2 separate regions of the Homo sapiens genome follow, and region 1 is linked to region 2. Evidence: chromatin loops called from intact Hi-C (ENCODE). Cell type or tissue: heart left ventricle. All regions are shown on one strand. Region 1 overlaps TCF4 (transcription factor 4). Region 2 overlaps TCF4 (transcription factor 4).

Region 1 (4,000 bases), 57 kb after region 2:
GTCCCATCAAAGGCCCTTCTAACCCTAAAGTTCTATAATTCCACTGATATGCACTGAGTTCTACTCTGAAAAGGCAATTCCTGTCCCTTTACTCTTCGAAAGAGTTCACAGAAATGCCATGACTGCCTGGGATTGGTCTCCTATCTAGTAATAAGAGCTCTGAATTCTAATTTAGGTTCCATCCACACTAACCGGCAAGCATGTTTCCAAATTCCACATTCCTTAACTTACCTCTCTGTGAAATGGAGACACAATAGCTGCCTTCTTAATAGGGATGTACATAAAGGTATTATAAAACATGGAAAAAAACAAAAAATCACCAACACAGTGTAGTTATATGACATAAGTGTTACTATTTCTGCTCCCCATATGTTTCCATTCTGCCCTCCTTTCTATCAAGTGGCACAATGGAACAAAATGTGGTTCAAAACAAAACAAAACACCAGCAGGACTACATGTTTAACTATCCTTAATATACTTCATGTTCAAAAATACAACAAGAAACACCCCTGATTAAAGTCTGCCAATCAACAACCGCAATAAAACCAGCCTCCCAGGGAGCGTATGGCTGCAGGGCATGCAACCCACCTTCCCCCATTATTACAGGCAGGCTCAGGTAAAGCACTCTGGCTTCTATCAAAGGGCACATCAAAGAGCAAATATGTACCCTCACATGTTTAGAATTGCTATAAAACCTGAAAATGCAAGATCAATGCAACAGACCACGGGGACCCATAAAGCCCAGAGGAAGTCAGTCAGGGCAGGGTCTACCTGGTTAATGTTATCCTGAGAGGGTGGGTTCTCTGGGCACACAGCTGGAACCCATTAGAGCCTCCTCAGCTGCTCTCAAGATCACCTCATAGCCTCAGCTCCCAAAAGCTGCAAGTCTGAGCTGGAAATTCATAAGACAGTATCTTCAAAGATAAGTTTTCCTAGACCTTCTCCAACCTTTCTTGACGTTTTTCACAATGAAACATTTAGTGAAAATGTAACTGTGAATTTCCATGTAACAATGTCTAGCCTCCTTCCAATACACAAAAACAGTACAACACAAGTTTCTTAAATGACCACTAATAAAATCCCTTCAGTACCAATCATTTTCTGGGGCCCAAATAAGGTATCAGACTGTTCTTTTCATCACCATGTTTCTGTGTTCTTCTTCCCTGTACCTCCACCTCTTATCGTCTCATCTACCTTTCCCTTGTTCTTTCTTTTAAGAAAATACTTACTGAGCATCCACCCTGTGCCAGGCACTGAGGACCCAGTACAGGTTAAGTATCCCTTATCTCAAAGGCTTAGGATCAGAAGTGTTTTGGATGTCTAATTTTTTGGGATTTTTGAATATTTGCATATACATGAGGCAACTTTGGGGTGAGAACCAAGTTTCAACATGAAATGTATTTTATGTTTCATATGCAGCTTCATGTATACCTTACACACATGGGCTAAAGGTAATTTTACAAAATATTTTTGATAATTTTGTGCATAAAACAGTTTGCGTACTTTGGAACAACAGAAAAAGCAAAGGTGTCACTATCTCATGTCAGTGTTCAAAGGTTTTGGAATTTGGAGCATTTCAGATTAGGGACGCTCAACCTGTAATGCTTAAGACTGGGCCTTCATGGAACTTACATGGGTAGTGAAAGGGAAAGCAATGCAGAGACACACCATAAATGAATGCACAAATAGGTCCCATAGACAGTAAGTTCCATGAAGAAAAATACAGCAAATAAGGGCACTGGGGGTGCTTTACTGAGGAAGAGACACATAAGTGAGGGATGGTAGACTTGGGAAGGGGCTCCAAGCCCCTCTACTCCCTCGTCAGTTGCTCCCTCCCCTGTCTGCACTCATCAAAAGACAAAGCTTAGGCTTCTGACCACTAGAATGTCCACCCAGACTTCTTCACTGTTTTAGAGAATAAGACACAGCAGAGTAGCGGCTGGGACTTAAAAGAGTTGCCTTCTTTCCTTCTCTGCAACCCTACTGCTCTTTGTACAAGCAAATCAGGACTCTTCTCAAGTGAAACTGAAAATTCAGCTTAAAAAAAACCCCTTTTCAAGACTGTGAAATCTACCACATCGGTAGCTTTTAAAATATCATGATGTAACTTTATATTCCACTACATGCCTGTGAACATGTCAACAGAATGACACAGTGGTGAATGAATGAAAAATATCACGATGTAACTTCATATTCCACTACATGACTGTGAGCATGCCAATAGAATGACACAGTAATGAATGAATGAGAAAAACTAACAGTGAGCACCTACTATGTGTCCAATCTATTCTATCTCACCCTTTCTCACAACAACAAATGTGCACAGGGAATTCTTGTCATCATCATTTACACTGAGAAAACTGAGGTTCTGTTTCCATTCCTTGTGCCCTTTCACAATTCCTTATAAAGGCACTTTACCATAGCCAACACATCCTGGTTAAACTACAGAATTATAATCTGCATTAAGGTTACCAATAACACCACGTGAGACACTGTGTTCCAGTAGTCAGCTAAGAACAGTCTTAAATCATTTCAGGGTTCGTGCTCTCTTTGTTTTAACTCCAGTGTGATCTCTACTGGTGTATTAAAGTCATGAGTTAGCAAACTCTTAGCAGCGGACTCAGCCTATGAAGATATAAGGGTCTGTCATAAATTGTTAAGGTGGGAAAACCTTAGCAGTCTTTGAAGAATTCAAACTCTGCACTAAAATGAGAAAAAAACCTGCAGCGACCATTTTTGTTTTACTTAAGTATAAACAGCAGTAATGGGAAGGAAAATGTGTAAGCCTAGATTTTCAGAACTGCTATATTAGAAACAAAAGTTATACAAATTCTTTTTCTGATTATTATAAGGAAGAAAATTATAACACTACCAAGCTTTAAAAATTAGTTTTCTTACTCTTTTCATTGTCTGTGAACTCTACTGGATCAATTGAGAAAATGTGGCAATAAAATATATTTTTTCTTGGAGGCAAATCCTAAAACAGAAAGCAAAATCATCTCCTTTTTGCCAAAGGCACACACTAATTGAAACAGAAATAAAACATGAAATGGAAAAGAGATAAAGATACAAAGTTATTTCTTGGTCCAATTAGTAGGTAGAGAGTTAAACAAATTATCAGTTCAAGGCATTCTATGAGTTTCAGCATTAAAAATCAGAAGTAAAATAGCTGTAAAACAACATGCACCTGGTCTTGATAGTAGACTCAACAGCAATTTCAAGAAAGTAATATTTTACATCTGGAAACAGTCCGATGACAAATGAGAACAAACCAGTAAATTCATAAAAGGATCTTACTGAAGATTTTATTTTTTTAAAGAACAGTGTTTCCACATTCTCAATCTGAGATATATTTTACATAAAACTGTACTTCATACTCTTCAGCGGACTAGCCTGGACCCAATATAAAATAACTAAAGTTGCGTTATTTTTCACAATTCATGTTTCAAACAATCCCCTACATTTCAAAGTTATAGTACTCCCATTGGCAAATATATAGAAACAACATCAATGCTAATTTTTTTAAGTTTTTCACATCATGGTCTTCAAGCATCCCAAAGAACATTTTAACTATTAATAAATCAATATTTTCCTACTATAAATTACAGAAAACAATTACTCTTGAAAGTTCTAGAAACAAAATTCCTCCAATAGTCAAACGTACATTCATATTTAACAACAGTAAGGGTGGGAGGAGGAACTGTGATGACCTCTTTAAACCTCTTTCAGCTTCAGACCATGAAACCATAGCTCTATAGGAACAAATCTACAAAAGAACACAATTATACTTAATACAAACACAGTAACCTAGTGCCATCCTAAAAGCATACTTTCAGAACTTGGTGACTCTGCAAAAACATACTTGCAGTCAACACAAAGAGTTATTCAGAAAAACGTATCGGAAGATAAAAAATGTATAGTTATTAGAATGTTGCCCCAACATATAAGACATATGACAATGCTGTATTCAAACCATATTATTAGAACTATCACAAGACAG
Region 2 (4,000 bases):
CTTTTATCCATTTGAATCAGACATAATTCCTCAGCCTTTTCCTTCTGTGATATTAGAATTTTGGAAGAATACAGGCCAGTTATTTTATGGAAATGTTTCTCAATTTGGGAGGATCAGATGCTTCCTCATGATTATATTCCAGTGGATATAATACTACAATAGTGGTCTGGTGTCCTTCCCAGGACATCACTTCCAGAGCCCCTTGATGGCATGTTGGTCTGCCCCTCATGTGCTATGCCAATTTTGATCACCTGGTCAAAGTGGCATGCAAATTCTGCAATGTATGATTATAATTTGTCCCTGTTGAACTAATCAGTAACCTATGGAAAGATTCGTTAAGAACATTCAAACTAATTTTTAAGTATGTGCTTATTGAAAAAAATTAAAATACAAAAATGTATAAGGTAAAAAGTGATAATGCCCTCAAGTCTCACTTGTACCACTCTTAGACAAGCGATAACCCATCACAGCTTCCTATTTCCTTACATATCTTCACGTCTCTGATCAACTGGTTTTGACAGCCGCAGAAATGTAGGGCAATAAATGCTAAACTTGACTGAAGTTTCTGTTCTATTTGAATTGGTAAGAAATATTCTTCAATCGTTGATCATCTAGTGACATTTCAATGGAGACAATGATTAGTTGTAGCCCTGTGACCTAGGTGGGAGTGGGGAGGGCAGGAACAAGAATATATTTAGGCATATTTTACTATTAATTTTGAAGGAATTTGGCCAAGATGAAGACAAGATGGACTGATCCACTTGTGAATTAATGCAATGTATAAAGGCAAGTTAAAGAATCAGTTTTGGAGCCATGCTATCCTAACAGGCTATTTGGTGCCTCCTCCCACCACATTCTGTAAACCACTGTGTAAAAAGGAGACCTGCCATTTCAGAGGCACTTCCCAATTAAATTCAAATGCAGAGACAAGCATACTCATGACACAGAAAAATTTAGTGTGGTTTCCATGGGCTGACGTACAAAAAAAAAAATTGGAAACATCTAAAATATTTTAGAAGGGGGAGATAAGTTGAGTTGCCACTTTTAAAAGAATATATTCCCACATTTAGAGAGCAGGTATACAAATGAACTAGCCACCTCACAAAGTGAAGAGTGAAGGGTGACCCCAAAAAAGACTGTGAGAGGAACTTTGCCATTCAATACAGCATAAGCATACCATACAATATTGAGTGAGTTAACTTGTTATAATCAATATAAGGTAGAAACAGTCCCTTTAACCTTTAGATGAAGCCCTCGTTGTTTTTTTGTTTTTTGTTTTTTGTTTTTGTTTTTTTTTGAGATGGGGTCCTGCTCTTCATCTAGGGTATATGTAGTGCAGTGGTGCGATCAGGGCTCGCTGCAACCTCAACCTCCCAGACTCAAGCAATCCTCCCACCTCACCCTCCTGAGTAGCTGGGACCACAGGCACACACCACCACACCCAGTGAATTTTTTGTAGAGACAGGGTCTCACTATGTTGCTCAGGTTGATCTCCGACTCCTGGGCTCAGGCAATCCTCCCACCTCAGCCTCCCAAAATGCTGGGATTATAGGCGTGAGCCACCATGCCCAGCCTACAGCCCTTGTCATTTTATAAACTGAACAGTGCTGACATATTTCAACTGTGATTTATAAAGGCTGAGAAAATGTTCCTCACAATTCCACTTCAGCCAAATGCCTGGCAGACATTGGCAAAGGTTTCTCTTACTTGGGCTTATAAATGTGTGTGTGCATGTGTGTGCATGTGCCTGTGTGTGTAAAATCAGCATACACACACACACGATACACAAACTTGCATTTCCTAATAGTTTCTTGATATCAATGATGGTGTTTAAAACAGTTCCCATATGTTACAACTTGTTCAAATGATACCTCCTTATTTTCTATGAAATTGGTCAGAGGAGTCTGACTGGTCATTTGGTCTCACGATAATGTAACCACAATTTTTAATTATGCTTTCTGCTTCCTATTTTTTATATACTCATCTCATTTAAAATGCAATATCTGGGATCATTTAAAGTATAAAATTGGGATCAAGAGAAGTTACCTACCTAAACACGAGCAGACTAAAATCATTTTTCAAAAGAGGAAAAAACAAAAATCACAAGAAAATTGGTAGATGCCCTATATAAAAGAGGCTATTTTGCATAAGACATACTTTCACCCTTTCATGCTATTACGATTACCTGTTTAATTCTAACAGAGAATAGAATACTTGCTAATGTTCACAAGGAATACTTGCTGAAAGAAGAAAGGTGTACGGTGTTATAATGACTGAGTTTTCACAGCTAGCAACGTACATTTTTAAACCATGTCAGCAATGAAAACAAAACTGTGAGTCTCCCCTCTGTGTGTCCTTTTTCACAGGGCAGTGCCCAGGCATACTGCAACACCATTTCACCACCAGGGCACACGCAGTTGCCATCAGTTTAAGAAACGCCCAGGACTTTGCTAGCAGGACAGGTCTATGACGGAAAAATGGACCAAGGTTTCCTCTAAACCATGCTGCTTCCCTTACTTTCACTTTCAGGTTCTATAAAACATGTTCACTACTGAAGTAGTGAAAATACATCTGCCTTACTTTACTAGTCCAGCTGAAAGAGATGAGAACGCATCAACTGATGATTTCTTAGGTTTAATCACATCAAATTCCTGGGAATAGGCATTTTTGGTTCTAGTAGGTCTGCAACTTGGATGCATCCTGCCTTTTGCCCATCTGATAACTAGTGGAATACCGGTCAGAAAGAGATGAGCTGCTCTGAGGTACTGGTCTTACCAATTCAGTAAGTGGAATGGTAAAAAGCTGTAACTCTTCCTCAGGAATGGAAGATATGTCATTAGTGTGAAAGGAGATAGAGGCAAAGACCTGAAGAATGACGATAACCAGACATCTTGAGAGAAAACAAGAAGCAGGGAAGGGGTTCCGGGAAAGCCGGAGCTGTCAGTAGAGAATAATGATTTATCTGATGAGATTAGCAGACAGTTTGATTAGAAAAGATGCCTTTTTAACACAGCAAAGATTGCAATGTTACTTTAAGATTTGTTGTAGGAAAAAGCCGTGCCTGCCAAATGTGGTCTGTAACAGCACAGGCTAGCCATGAGTGATACAGTGGGAAAATAGCCACTAAGCCAGATTTTATTTGATTTGTACTGATGATTTTTATTAGAATACATGGATCATTGCTTCAACCTTTCCATGTAAAACCAAATCAAATTCAAAAACTCACACATCAGTCACCTAACCTTATGTCATTCCTTCTGCTTTACTCAAGTTGAGCCACATTTCAGCTGATCTGTCCCCGATAAATTGTTCAGCTACTCAAAACTGTTGGGCCAAATTCTGGGAGGCAAGTGGTACACAAAAGAAACCGCGAAATCTGCAGTTACAAGTAAGAAACCTACAGAAAAGAAATACTGCAAGCTTCCGAAATGCAGAATGAATTCAAAACAATATACAGCCATGCAAAACAAGACAAAATGAATTATCCTTATTGTACCAAATGAGTTGTAATTTGTTTGTAAAAGGCCCCCACTTCCCCCAGCTTTTTTTACTTAAGCCCTTTTCAATTCAAGACACTGTAAAGAATTTTGCAACCAGAGAAAGTCCACAGTTCTGTGGCATAAGGAGATTTAAACTGCAACAAACAGTTTTAAAATTAAAAATGTTCAAACTTTAAGGTGAAAATTATAAATGTTAAATATTATATTGGTGGGAAATCTCTGTATTATTTAGAAGAATTGTTTCATTAAAAGGAATGAAGTTTAATTACATGAAATATGGCAATGGGTTTCCAAAGAAAAAGTGCCAATAATCTACTTCCCACCATTTCTTTACCTTTTTTGTTTTTGCATTAACATTTTCCCTTTCTTCCTCAAACATTGCAAGTTTCATTTTAAACCTGTAACCAATACTTATGTCCATTTCTAGTTAACAAATCAGTTCCATCTTCTGATTTCCTTTAGTGTCCCAAACCACTCTGAAATGCAAGTTATTATTTTCT

What was found. Hi-C counts contacts between places; a loop is a spot of excess contacts. Peaks named below come from ENCODE experiments on the same cell type or tissue, not always from the same donor. Only the 100,000 strongest peaks of a DNase experiment are listed, where the experiment ranks them.
Region 1: it touches region 2 in a loop (3-fold over the local background); 1 of 110 quality-filtered maps calls a loop at or near these places.

What each region holds. Positions count from the first base shown.
Region 1 is chr18:55,532,661-55,536,660 of GRCh38, forward strand. The region is part of intron 3 of TCF4 (transcription factor 4); the gene reads right to left. Among named protein-coding and RNA genes, the nearest start is that of TCF4, 54 kb to the right of the region's middle. In heart left ventricle, no CTCF peak of the experiment used is centred here; no DNase peak of the experiment used is centred here.
Region 2 is chr18:55,475,194-55,479,193 of GRCh38, forward strand. All of the region lies in intron 3 of TCF4 (transcription factor 4), which reads right to left. The region is part of intron 1 of TCF4-AS1 (TCF4 antisense RNA 1); the gene reads left to right. Among named protein-coding and RNA genes, the nearest start is that of MIR4529, 2.0 kb to the right of the region's middle. In heart left ventricle, a CTCF peak has its summit at 2,354; no DNase peak of the experiment used is centred here; H3K4me3 peaks cover 1,997 bases; H3K27ac peaks cover 2,790 bases.